Linked DNA regions of Homo sapiens: regions 2 and 3 are each linked to region 1. The links are chromatin contacts, found by Hi-C or POLR2A ChIA-PET in ENCODE. All regions are on one chromosome and are shown on one strand. The core of a region is the stretch at or near the end of the contact, and the rest is flanking DNA. Distances in the headings are between cores, read along the strand shown. Region 1 has its middle 160 kb from the start of RUNX2-AS1. Region 2 overlaps CLIC5 (chloride intracellular channel 5). Region 3 has its middle 4.4 kb from the start of ENPP5.

The links. A loop is a pair of places that touch in the nucleus more often than their neighbours do. ChIA-PET counts read pairs that join two places held with the same protein, here RNA polymerase II (POLR2A). Pooled maps may share reads with other maps.
Region 2: a pooled map shows a loop between it and region 1 (5-fold over the local background). The contact joins two enhancer-like sites. A Hi-C loop is called at or near these places in 4 of 37 single-sample maps with no recorded cell type and 10 of 50 pooled maps.
Region 3: a loop to region 1 is called in a pooled map, with 9 times the contacts of the local background. The contact joins two enhancer-like sites. A Hi-C loop is called at or near these places in 2 of 37 single-sample maps with no recorded cell type and 2 of 50 pooled maps. POLR2A ChIA-PET finds 5 or more read pairs at or near these places in 1 of 52 experiments (GM10248).

The regions. Positions count from the first base shown.
Region 1 is chr6:45,739,338-45,743,701 of GRCh38, forward strand. No RefSeq gene overlaps it. Among named protein-coding and RNA genes, the nearest start is that of RUNX2-AS1, 160 kb to the left of the region's middle. Within about 2 kb of position 2,439, at least 7 of the 41 ENCODE cell types and tissues checked have a DNase peak (open chromatin) inside an H3K27ac peak, as active enhancers do.
Region 2 is chr6:46,008,660-46,013,497 of GRCh38, forward strand. The region is part of intron 1 of CLIC5 (chloride intracellular channel 5); the gene reads right to left. Among named protein-coding and RNA genes, the nearest start is that of CLIC5, 4.8 kb to the right of the region's middle. RefSeq lists an enhancer at 2,836-2,885. Within about 2 kb of position 2,957, at least 12 of the 41 ENCODE cell types and tissues checked have a DNase peak (open chromatin) inside an H3K27ac peak, as active enhancers do.
Region 3 is chr6:46,173,015-46,177,680 of GRCh38, forward strand. No RefSeq gene overlaps it. Among named protein-coding and RNA genes, the nearest start is that of ENPP5, 4.4 kb to the left of the region's middle. Within about 2 kb of position 2,062, at least 3 of the 41 ENCODE cell types and tissues checked have a DNase peak (open chromatin) inside an H3K27ac peak, as active enhancers do.

The sequences.
Region 1 (4,364 bases), core at 1,189-3,688:
TTTACCTTCTTGCAGTAAGGTGAATCAAAAGGCCCTCTGCAAAGGCCAATAAAAAATATCAGAGCATGCCAAATATGGTGGCTCATGCCTATAACCCCAGCATTTTGGGAGGCTGAGGTGGGAGGATGAGTTGAGGCCAGGAGTAAGAGACCAGCTTGGCCAACATAGTGAGACTCTATCTCCACAAAAAGTAGAAAAATTAACTGGGTGTGGTGGTGTGCCTGTAGTTCCCAGCTACTTGGGAGGCTGAAACTCGGGCCTAGAAGTTTGAGGCTGCAGTGAGCCATGATTGCAGCACCACTGCACACCAGCCTAGACCCCAACTCAAAAAAAAAAAAAATCACAGTATGGGTATGGAGTGTAGAGGAGAGTGATTTCATTTTAGACATTACTGAGGGGAAATTATATTAATTATACTTGAGGCTTCTTGCCACAAATTTTCATTATTATAAGCAGAATATTTTACTGCTGCAAAAATTAACCTAGCGTAATGCATGCTGGATTACTTTGTGAATAAGACTCTCTATAGGTATGAATTAAAAATACCGCAGTTCAGGTGATTCTAGTGTGTAGCCAGAGATATGAACCACTGCTAAAACTCTGTAAGTCTTTTATTAACTTCTTTGCCTTTAAACTCACCTTAAACTAAATGAAAGTATTTGAAATTAATTTAATTGTCATAATACAGGCTGTGAATTAAAATCCTGGCTTTGTCAGGTGCCATCTGCAGACTTTCAGTAGACTGGCTGGACTGCAGCTGGGTAGATATTTCTCCTTGGCTGTAACCCATGTTACACTTAATGCAGGCATAATTCACAGTGCATTATAGTAAGAGAGGAAATTCTACTATAAGCACCCTTCTGACCCTGAGATTATATGATTTAACATGTGTATATGTGCATTGTATCACATACCCAGATGTATTTAAACATAAAATATAGATACCTGCATACAACTTAACTGAAATGATTACAGGTTTTTTCTTTATTTCTTTTGCAGAGTCAATGATTTCCAAGAAATGTGGCATTATTTCTGGGGGAGATTTCTTGCCTCTTCCTCAGCCCTGGTGAAGATCTTGCTAGAAACAATACATCTTCTATGAAACACTCTCCACAGAACGTTTTGGAAATAAATCTTCCCTTTCACCACTGGAGCTGAAGTCAAACCGAGCAGTGCACAGAGGATTTGGAAGGATTGACACTCGAAGGAAGAAGGAAAAGTGTCCTGAAAGTAGAGTGTGTCGTGGAAGGGCCCGGGATAGAATTCTCTTCCGGTGTCCGTTCTGTGGCACTGCAAGGATGGGAGTTAAGGCGAAGAAGAATACAAGGCTTCCCCTTAATACATTGTTGGCTCACACCTTTCGTGCCCCTTTAGAGGAGAATCAGAATAGCATGAAAGGGGACATGGAGCTCTCCTTGCCTTACCCTCTCTGCTTTAAGGGTGAGCCGGCCAGAGCCAGTTGCACAATGTGTGTTCAAGAGAGACCACTTATTCCAACTCGTGACCAGTCAGAGGTGCAGTTCTAGGCCTGGTGAGCCTCCGAGGTGGGCTGGGCAGAAAGGGGAGCAGGATCTTCAATGGGGGAGGCCTCTGAGGCTCCCCAGCACTATCCGGCTGTGCACATCTGTTCTAATGAAGCCACTTGTTAGGGCTAGACATAGGGTGAAAGAGCCCCCTGGGGTGAAAGACGTCCTTTGTGAATTAAGACAAGATTATTATAAATGACGTTTGCTTTGTTTAATTAATTCAAAAGCCACCTTCCTTATCACTTTATTACATGGCGCCTGCTCTCCGGATGCCGCGGTCTCCAGAGCAGGCTTTTTCTCCCCTTTTTGCCTTGGCTCATGTTGCCTTTGTAGGTATGAATTTGTTTTCTTGTTTATTATATTGTTTTTCCCCCTGTTCTTATGTAAGTAAGATCCTTGTGGTCAGGATCTTTGTCTGTTTTGTTCAGAGAGGTAGCCCAGGCCTCTAGAACAGGGGTGCATAGTAGGTGCTCTGTCAATATTTGTGGATTCAAGAATGAATGAAAGCACTCACTGAGGCAGGGAAGATGCTAAGTGCTTTCCTCTACTCCTAAAAACATCCCCTCCAGGCAGGTTCTATTACTGTCCCCACTTTATACACAAAGAAACCTCGTGACGAATGTGATTGATTGACAGAAGCCATCTGAGCAGCTTTATGAGCTGGTCCCTCAGAGGTCATTGGCAAAGGTGCAAAGTCAGGCAGGCAGGCGGTTGCCCTCTCCCTCCTGTTTCTGCCCACTCTGTGGTGAAGGCCTGGGCTTCCAGAAATTTCTTTGAAGGAGAAGCTCTACACTCTGTGGTTCTTGAGGCACTTTCTGGCCTTGCTGTGGGTTCCTGAAACCTGACGTTCCAAACAGAGGCATTTGCTAATTTCCTGAAGAAAGCTCCAGGAAGTCTTGTCCTTGGGTAAAAGCTGTTCACAGTAGGTGAGAAAAAGGGAAGTTTTCAGACCACCACACACTTGGAGGTTTCATTTTCAGTGTTGTGTGGAGCTGACAAATAAACCTATCTGACTTGGCTCTCCTTCCTTCTCCACCCCAGCCCCGCCCCGCGCCTCTCCTCTTTTCCAGATTCATGTGAATGTTTTGGTTAACTTTATCCCCTCCTGTGTTATTGTTGTTGTACCACATATTAATGTGGGGCTTCTGTAGCTGAGAGGAGTACGGTTGAGTTACAGTAACAAGCTACAAGCTGAAGGAAAGTGCTGCGGTTTTTGGCTGGTCCAGTCCCAGATATACACCCTCACATCTGGACAAGAGATCATGTGACAGCTTGAAAAGCCAGAAACATATCCTGGATACCATAAAAAATGGGTTCTGTTAAATTAAAAAGGCTTTAAATACTGGCTCAGCTGGTTTGAGGTCTCATTCTCTCTCACACACTCGATTGTTCTGGAATGTGTTATAAGATTTGTGATTGCTGAATACTTAATTTAATATCGTGAACCCACTGTATGGTAAATTTGTTTGCATGTCTTTCTGAAGTCCAGCCAGCCCTTCTCCGTTTTCCTAACTTGGGGCATGGCTTGTTGATTTGGGGATCAGAACTTGGTGTCCTGGTGATAAACACTCTTCCTCTATTCCACCCCCACCCACTTGCCAACCTTCAGGTACCCCCCCAGAGAAAACCTCCAAAACTTCTGGCCAAAGCAGCTTCCTTTCCTAACCTTTAAGAAAGAGCCTATAGGATAATAAGCTTTAAAATATTATTAATGGAGAGAGATGTCATAGTTCTCTTTGAATAGAATCAAGAACAGATTGGAAATAAAAAAGTTTTTTGAGATGAACGGATGTTAAACACCAAAATATGGTCAAAACTCTATTCCTGCAACTCAGAAAAAAAAATCTATTTTCTTTTTCTTACGCAAATAAAACATTCTTGTGTTGCCCACTGGACATATCTTTCTCCCTGATTTACCAAGATTGCAGAAACCAGGATTAAACAAGGCGCCCGTTCCAAAACCAAAAATTTGTTTTCTCAAACTATCAAAGAGAGAATGACTTTGGAAGCAAGCATGTGATCAAAAGACAAGATAGGAAAATAGTGCCTGGTTTCCTTTTTAAGAATAAACAGTCAGTTAGGCCAAGTGCTGTCTCCTGGCATCTGCATTATCTGTTGGTGATGGTTAATTTTTTAATTTAGGAAAATGTAATAGAAATAATATTGTTATGTACCACTAGCTTTGTGTTTTCTAAAATATCTTGAAATCATCTTATTTTAACATATTAATTAGTTCAACATTTCTCCTCCCCCATTAGACTCTAAGCTTCCTATGAATAAGGACCTTGTTTGTTTTGTTCACTGTTGAGCCCTCACTGTCTAGGACAAGGTATTGCTCAATGCTACTGCCCAGCTTTGTGTTGATCTACTTTGTCCTTCCAGGTCCACTCGCTACACTTCCTCCCTGCGTTGGGCCAGGAAGCTGACTTTTATGAACTATATCAGTGGGCTCCCTCGCCCCCGGCTTCCCTTTCGTGCAGCCCATGGAGGAACCAGGAGTAAACCTGCATACAGGTTGGTTGAGTCCCTCTACTGAAACAGCAGCTCCTCTTGGGCTCAGGGAGGGTGATGGCTCCCTCCGTTTCTAGCCTCAGGGTACTGTGCTATCCTTGGTAGTAGTCTCTTCATTAAACTCATAAAATGACTCCATCTGAGGTTATCTGTTTCCTCCATTATCCACATCCTGCTGGGAGCCTGACTGATGAAATGAAGATTTATCGAATAAACAAATGAATGAGGCTCCACTGTAGTAACTCTTGTTTCTGGACAATCGCAGCAAGTGGGTTCCAGAGCCATTTTCTCCTGTATTCGGGTGTTTAGAGATGTAGTTGTCACCAT
Region 2 (4,838 bases), core at 1,707-4,206, 270 kb after region 1:
TTACTATCTCCTTCATGCATTGCCATTTAAAATTATGTGTCACTCCTATATAATAAAAAATATACAAAGGAAGAAAAGAAAAATTACAAAAGAAAGGTCAAAAGCATTTCTTTCCTCCCTTTTCTGGTTTATTTGAGGTCAATCTGGAGTGATTCATGTGAACCAGCATATTGCCTTGGCTACCTCCATCCTGTGAAATGCTTGTTTGAAGTAGCGACTGGACCATATTTTGTCCTTTTGATGCTCCACTGAGTAGTTCAGCCCTATTTACCCATGGTTTGCACCAGTGGTTCTCAGTCTTTGATGGGCTTCAGAATCACCAGTGGGTAGCTTCTTAAGCATACAGATGCCTGGGCCTCACCCCACCCTCCTAAATCTGAAACTCTATAGACAGGACCTGGGCAGGTACAAGTGAAGAAGGCAAGTGCAGTGACTCTTTCATGCCCCAAAGGCTGAGAACCACCAGCCTACCCATGGTTTACCTCCAGTGCTGCTGGCATGGGAAGAGTCTTTGAATCCCCCTTAAAGACTCTTCCCATGCCAGCAGAGCTAAAAGAACTTCTAGAAGTTAACAACTCCATTTCTTTTTACAGGGAAGAATTCGTTTCAGTTCAGACAGTAGGCTATTTATCTTATTTGTCCTTAAAGAATTTCACATCTCAGAACTTAGATACTTCTTTCTTGAAAGAAAAGACACGTTTCCAAAGCAGGTTGTCATTTAGCGAACTGGAAGAGAAATGTCCCTGACTGTGGGAGCTGACCCCTCAGAACACAAGCAGTGTTAGATTTAAGACACCCTGGGTAGAGAGAGTCCTTTACAGAACTACATCTTAGGAAACTCATGCTTAACCACTTTGCATCTTTACTATCTCTAGTTCCTCCAGTCTTGACAACAGATACAACTCAGGATGTGTTCTGGGTAATAGTTTTTTAATAGATACCAGAGAGTGAGAGCCTACGACATTTTCCCCATAATCCTGGTAGATAATACGTGTGCATGTGTGAGTATATTTGATGAGAGCACCTATGGCTATGCATAGCTGGAAGATTGTTGAGGAAGGGGTAGTAAAATCTGCAAAGAGAACCAGGGATCCTCTTGAAAATAAAGAGGATCCTTTACCCTGGCCTGGCTACCAGGAGCCTTGGGGAAGCAGTTATGTAGGAGCTTTCTTGGATGAGGGAGCAACTGACAGGAGGAATCAACTTCCCCTGAGTTTGAAGAACCCAGTGGGTCAGGGATCTGCAGTTACCCTGTAGTCAGTCCAACCACATTACTCCAGACATGGGCTCTAGTGGGCTCCAGCTTATGGAGCAGCAGTCCAGTCAGAGGCAGTCAGATCCAGTGGTGGTTGCACTGTACTTCAGTTGCCATTGGTCTGCAGCAATGAGACTCACTGCTTGTGTTCTCAGGGGTCAGCTCCAACAATCGGGAACATTTCTCTTCCAGTTCCCTGAATGACGACCTGCTTTGGAAACTTACATTTTCTTTCAAGAAGTATCTTGGTTCTGAGATGTGAGATTCAGCTGGTAGGACTGAGCCTCTGACTTCTTGTACACATCAAGGGAGGGAAGCCCAAGGGCTTTACTTTTACTTATTGGGCTACATGGAGCCTACAGAGAAAGACTTACTAATAGGCCAGATCCATACTCAGCTTGAAATGCTGACACCAACTCCATGAAAGATGTGCTGCTGCTATTAGCACTGCACTGGTTAAAACAAAAAAAAAATCTGTGGTCCAGAGAGGTCAAGCAGCCCATCCTGGCCAACACACTGGTGAACCCGAGCCTGACACCAAAGTTTCACTCTTCCACCACATCTCTTGCCACCACTAACATGGGGCCAGCAGCTGACAACTCAAAGGGAACCAAGAATGAGAAGTTTTTGACCTAACTGACTGTCTAAATTGACAGACGCTTTGTCTTGCATGGAGGGGGCCAATAAATGCCCAAAGAGACAACACAAGTCATCAGGGATGCAGGAGCTCTCAACACTGGCAGTGGACGTCAGCTTCTGCAGACCCAGTCCTCATTCCCACCACCCTGCCATGGCACTTCAAATATGCATCATACAACTCTTGACGCTAGCTCTCCAGGGATGTGTTACCAGGAGAAGAAGCACTCACTGCCATAGCAGGGCAGGCAAATTTGTGTATTGCGTTATTGACTACAGATCAAAACCTGAAGATAGTGGGAAAGAAAAACACAGTAGCTTAATATGATGAAGGGAACTTTAAAAACCTAGTGAGCTCATGCTTAGGCAAGCGGCCCAAGGTGACCAGGCAGTCACAGTAGCTCAGGGACATAGAGGCGACACCACAAGATCTGATCCTATCTGTTCTGGAAGTCAGATGACCACACCACGAGTCACCACAACTTGTATTGCACCCTGCACCACTCAGAAACTTTTGGGCCACTCAATAAATGAAAGACTAGTCGTTTCCATCAGACAATTAGCAGAACTCTGTTTTACTTCCCCCATGCTGAATTGATGATTCTTTGACTAGACCAACCCTATACACGATTGTTCTGGAGTCCTGTGGATAGGGCTTAATAGTTCGTCAGCATCTGTTAACTGGGCAGTGATTGGATGCAAGCTTTCTATCAACAACACTTCTGACCGTGATGCCCTGAGGCTGTTAGAAGTTCTGGACATTTAATCAGCATTAGCAAGGCCACCTATGTCAGCGGTGGCAGAAGCTGCCTGCTATTGGACCTGCCTCTGATTATGACTCAGTGGCTCTCCACCAGGGCTGCACGCTGGAGCCACCTGAGAGTGGATATGAAAATATTGTTTCAGGGTCCCACCCACAGACACACTGATGTAATCGGCTTGGGGAGCAAACTGCCATCAGAAGTTTTAAAATCTCTCTCAATGGATTGAATAGGTAGTGAAGGCTGAGAACCACTGGTTTCTGTTGAAACCTCAGTTCCTGGCTGAAGAGACACTTGCGGCGAGCTTGTCTGTATCATTAGTCACTTCTGGGGTCCAGGGGTGAGACTGGGAGTGGAGGAAGCAATGCAAATGGGTGGAATGCCTTGATCTAACCTACACAGCACATCCTGTGTTTGTCTTTTCAAATTGCTTTCTGTTTTGCTTTTACTTCCTTGCTCTATTTCTTTCAATAAACCACACTCACTGCCATTACCTCTAGCCTGTTGTCCTCCTCTTAGGATCAAAGTCCAAGCTACATATTATCTCATTTACTCTCAAAATATCCCTGCAAGTGAGGAAGGAGCCAGGCCTTTGTTCCCCAAGGCAAATCAGGGACGTGCAGGTCCAGAAAGGTTCAGTCTGCCATGGGACTCATAATATTCAAGTCAGTGTGTTTACAGCAATTTTCAATTTACAAAGTGTTTTCACCTATGTTCTCCCATGGAATCCTCACAGCAAATCTACAATGACAGTATTTTCATAACCAGAATGACCACACATCCTTATTTGCTCCCAAACTATCCTGGGTTATACCTGTGGTTCCAGCCTAATTATTGATATCATTCCCTTTCACTCTCAAAAGTGTCTAGATTTGGACAATAAATTATATGGTCTCCTTATTTATAACCATGCTCTTGTTTTAAGAGGGCCAGTGAGGCTCCTGAAAGTTAAATAATTTGTTCAGGATCATTTAGCTAATTAGAGGCAGAGGCAAGACTTGAACTCAGGTACTGCATCTCCAAATCCCTGCGCCATCCACAGGTATTATGGGACATTAGAATCAGAGTTGACATGATCTAACATTTCTTATTGTAGAAACTAAAAATGTGGGGAAATAATCTCTTAAAAGTCACTGTCAGAATGTTCCCCGAAAGGGAAAGACTCGGAGTACATAGCAGAAATGGGTTAGTCTCCTTGGAAGCATTCTATGAACACATTAGAATGGATTAATAACATAAATAAATGTCACCATGATGGCACTTGAAAGCCTAACTTGGCAAAATAAGGTATCAGGCCTGACATATAGGTATTTGGAAAAGAGCAAGAAATTCAAAGTCTAAACTGCTAGATTTGAGGACTGGATCTGAATGCTATCTGCCATCTACCTTTGGGCATTTTACCTACTTTCTGTGAGCACATGTATTGTTCAACAGAACAGGAGGAATTATCATTCTTAGTTCCCTGGGCTGTTACAAGAAGAGCAAACTGCAGCTCATCAAGTGCTCTGACAGCGAGTCTCATAAGGTACCTGTGAATCCAGTTTATTTGTTTTCTTTATCTTTCACATAAGTGAATCAAGCCTTATAAAGTTGCTGATGATCAAATGAGATAAGGTATTTGAACATACTTATTATGTCCTAATATGCTGCAATCTTTCCTTCTTCTTATCATTATCATTATCAGCAGTAGTAGTAACAGATAATGACTATCAATTGACGTGGGAGACAATTACAATTACATGTCATTGTGAAACTCATTAGGTGACTGTGATTTAGAGTGGTACACCCAGTGGAAACAAGAGGTTGGGAGGTCCTTCCAAGGGGGTGTTGAAAATGACCAAGTCATGACTATAACTGGGTGGGACCCATCCTTCTTGGAAGTCTTCATAGAAACCAACCCACCCTGCCCTGCAGAAAGAGCTTCAGTTACCTGACACCATCAACAAGAAGGCCTTTCTTTTTATGGGGAATCATGTACCTCAGAGAAACTCCAAACTTTGGAAAAGTGTGATTCTGTCAACAAGGATATTGCTTCCCTCAAATGACACAGTTCAAGTAAGGCCTGGGCAGCATCTTTATTTCACAATATTTCTAGCCTTTACTTGTCCCATTTACTTGTAAATGAGAACTGCTAACCTGAAGCTCAAAAAGATGGGGTTGAGGGAGGAGTCAAAACAACTTTCATA
Region 3 (4,666 bases), core at 812-3,311, 430 kb after region 1:
AGGTTTTCAGAAAGTTTTAGCAGCAGAAACCACAACCTGCTATTGACTGTAACTATTCTTTTATTCTCTGTTATTAAATTAGTGGAATTCTAATTGAATAATAGTGTAACAGAATAACCAACTTCTTTCTTTCAAAGGTTTTGGGGTCAGGTGGGGAGGGAGATCCCTCTGCCTCCCCAAGGAAGTCTAATACAGGTTGAGAGAGGGACAATTTTCTTCGTCAGGGGCTGGAAGAGCTTTGTGCTAAAACTGAAAAGGGATCTGTTCTTTAAGAAACAACCAGAACTGGCTCTACCACAGAAGTCTTGTTTTTCAGAACTAGACTTCATGATAGGAAAAATAAACACATAATTTTACAATTAAAAAATTTTAAAGGTGCATTCCAGTACATTATACCACAAATGACTAAACTAAAAGAAAGTTCATCTTTTAATCCTTTGTAGAACATTCTGCAAAATGTGGGTCTCACATATTCAATGGCCATAGATAGGAACCACTGGGATTCTGCTTCTGCACTGCTCTTAATTCATGATAAACAGTGGTCTTCACTAATCTTGACTCATTAGCAGAAGTTCAGTCCAATGAGTGAAATGTTGAATTATAGAATAGTCAAAAACTTAGCCCAAGAATTTTTATGCATATTAATAAATTAGGCTTCTAGTGATATGCTTGAACTAATTAGAATGAATTTTGTAGAAGCAATTATTATGCTTTTATCCTCAGAAAGCTTTATATAAGTCAAATATAAACCTATTTGTATTGTTGTATTCTGTAAATTGTATTCATAGTGTTTTAGTTCTAGGACTGCCTTAACAAATTATCACAAACTGGGTGACTTACGACAAACAGAAATGTATTCTCACATAGTTCTGGAGGTCAGAAGTCTGAAATCAAGATGTATTCAGGGCCATGCTCTCTCCGAGACTCTGAGAAGAATCCTTGCTTGGCCCTAACAGCTGCTGGGGATTCTGGTATTCCTTGGCTTGCTGCAGCCTAGCTCCAATCTCTGCCTCTCCTGTCACAGGATGCTCTACTCTGTGTGTCCCTGTGTCACGTGGCCTTCTTATAAGAACACCAGTCATTGGGATTAAGGCCCTCTTCAGCCCAGTATGGCTTCATCTAAATTTAATTACATATGCAAAGATCCTACTTCCAAATAAGGTCACATTCTGAGGTTCCGGGTGAATGTGTATTTCGGAAGGACACTTATTCAACCCAGTATATATAGCTAGCAGAAAGTTTAATTTTATGGCCCAGCCTAGATCAAAAGTTGATGGATTACTAATAAAATGGCTCAAATCAAGGTAACTGACAACATCTGATACTGACAAGGATTCAGAGCTATAATATATTGCTGGACTATCATACACTGCTGGTGGGAATGGACTTCCACTATGGAAGTCAGTTTTGAAGTTTCTTATAAAGTTAAATATACACGTGACATACAACCCAGGAATCTCACTCCTGAGTATTTATCTAAGAGAAATGAAGACAGACGTCCACTGAAAAACCGGTCAACAACTTTTTACAGCAGCTTTATTCATAATCATGTAAAGCTAGAAACCATCCAAATGTCCCTCAACTAGTGAATAAACAAATTGTAGTGTGTCCGTAAATGCAGTACTGTTTGGCAGTAAGAAGGAATACAGAACTCATGCATGCAACAACATGGATGAATCTCAAAAGCGTTTTTCTAGGTGAACGAAGCCAGACACAAATGGCCATACACTGTGTGATTCTGTTTATATGATATTCTAGAAAGGGCAACAATGGAAATAGAAACCAAATCAGCATTTGCCAAGGACTAGGGGTGAGGGGAGGGGATTGGCTAGAAAGGGGCACAAAGAATTTTTTTATGTGATAGAATTTTGATTGCTTTTGTAGTCACATCACTAAGTTTGTCAATATTCAGAGAACTATGTGCCTAAAAATGTTTAATTTTACTGTGTGGAAATTATACCTCAGTAAACAGCAGCAACAATAAATAAACCCTACCCTGCGATAATACCTCACACCTCACCAAAGTTCACAAATTGGTGCTGGTGGTGTTTGACTCTCAGTGGCCTTTCCTGTGTGTACGGGTGTATACCAGTTCTTCCTGCAGGGTGTGAGTGCTTGCAAGTGCAGGAGCTCCACGGGGCCTGCTCTGCTGGGTGTCATTCCTTTTCCCTCATGAATGAAGTCAGGAAACTATGAAGTAAAACCAAAACAAGGCTAAACAATTATTTTCTTTTTCTTTTCTTTCTTTCTTTCTTTTTCTTTTTCTTTTCTTTTTTTTTTTTTTTGGGATAGAGTCTTGCTCTGTCGCCCAGGCTGGAGTGCCGTGGTGTGATCTTGGCTCACTGCAACCTCTGCCTCCCAGATTCAAGCAATTCTCCTGCCTCAACCTCCCGAGTAGCTGGGATTACGGACACGCGCCACCACACCAGGCTAAATTTTTATATTTTGCGAATCACAAAGTCAGGAGTTCGAGACCAGCCTGGCCAACATGGTAAAACCCCGTCTCTACTACAAATATTTTCTAGGCCATAACTGAATGTCATTTGTTGAATAACTAACTCAGTGCAGGATGCAGTCATATAGCAGGAGAGATAGTCATCTTTTGGTGTTGGTTTGAGGCCTATTTTGTAAGACATATTCTCAGGAGCCAAATACGAAACTGCACATGTGTTTGTGGTATATGGGGTGAAAACATTTTGTTAAAACCACATTCTCAGTTCTTTGTAAAGCACATAACACCCCTTAGATGCCTGAACATACTTAGTTTAACATCACTATTTAAAAACTTATTGGCTCCTTATGGGTATTGTAATTCTGTAAATTTACTAGCAGTGGGGGAGGACCTAAAAATATTGTCCTCTATCCAGATCAAAAATACATTTTTCCACTCTAGGTATTTGCACTTAAAATGTAAATGTAAATATTCTTTGCAACAATTTTGTAGCTTGAGGTTGCACCAAGGAATTCTTTGGTAAGTGTGAATCTTTATGAACAGGCCAAGCAGGCAGCAAGTGCTTTATGCCTTTAAGGTGTTCTTGGCAGGGAAGGGGCGGGGGATGTCATGGGAGAGTTCTCCCTGCCCAATTCCTGGATGGTTGCAATTTCATAATTGGAAATTAATCTCTTAGCCTTAAGGCTTTTCTCTCAGGAGAGATGTCATATGCACCACCTCTATTAGCTATTTATATACACGTGTGTGACTAAGGTTGTCTGATTCGCTCCAATTTGCATAATTGGTTGGGGAGAAAAGCCCTTAGAAGAATGCAGGTGGGTTCTGTCTTTCAAAGGTTAGTAAATACAGGGGGCAGCTCTAGAGGAAAGTGAAAACAGAAAAAGGAAGGGGAGCAGACTCTAAGCTGGCATCCCTCATAATTTGCTCAAAGCTAGTCCTGTTCTTTGCCCATCATTAAGCAGCAGATCACTGTAGGGAAGTCCGAAGTCATAGGCAACAGAGGAACCTGGCTTATGAAGGTGCTCTGATTTGACCTTTGTAAAATTTTGAATAGCCTTTCATCTAGAAAATGCATGTAATGTATAAAATCCTTGAGAGCTTTGCTATTCTTCTAGTCACTTTCATCCTTACTCCTCCACACCTGTTGTCTGATTCCACAAAGGACTCCATCCTCCCACACCTTGCTTGGGCAATCTCCTGACCTATATACTTCTCTGCTTTCTAATGAGAACCCTATTTTGTAGGAAAATCCATTCAGTGTGAATGGATTTATGCTGATCTACTCATCTATTCTTGCTAGGACATACTACATGTTGGGGTTCTTTGGCCAGAGTTAGCTGTTCTAGTCATGGTGATGGGGCTGTTTTAAAATAACAGGCTGATTTAACCCGTTATTTTATTTTATTTTATTTTTGAGATGGAGTCTCCCTCTGTTGCCCAGGCTGGACTGCAGTAGCGAGATCTCAGCTCACTGCAACCTCTGCCTCCCAGGTTCAAGCGATTCTCCTGCCTCAGCCTCCCGAGTAGCTGGGATTTTAACCTGTTATTTTTTAAAAAAACAAAACAGGTTTATTCGTGATTTGCTTAACATAAAATGAAATGTGATTCATTTAATATAAATTTATCGATTTGAATTATACAATTCAGGGTTAACTGGCATTTTAAGGCCTCATTGGCCTGTTTCAACCAAGTGATGTAACTGAGAATGATCATCTGTGGAATCACTGAAATGTTCATTTATTCACAGGGTAATCATTGAGTCATGATTCTATTTTACACTCATATTGTGCTGCTGGTTTTTGAAATCCATTTTGAAGATGGTCAACAGCATTACTGAGTTCATTTCTCATGGCCGCACACTATGCTCAGTGAGAATTGGTGGCTTAACCAAAGCTGCATATCTAAACATTTGAAATCAGGGAAAAATAGAGTAAGTTCTACAACAGAGGAACAAACAAAAGTGATATAGAAGTGCATGGGACAGAGAAATTAGCTCTGACTGAAGAAGACATGGGTATTCCACCACAGAGGTAGGAATGGAGAGTCTGGTATTGAAGCAGAGCCTTGGAAGATGGTGGGATTTCAACGAAGCACGTGAAACAGAGAAGACTGTAAGAACATGCACCTGGTCAGAGGGCCCAGGTGTGCTTGTGAAGGGCCTAGAAAAACTGGTTTAGGAATTTGGGGTCAGTCCTGTGGGCAGTGGGGGGCAGT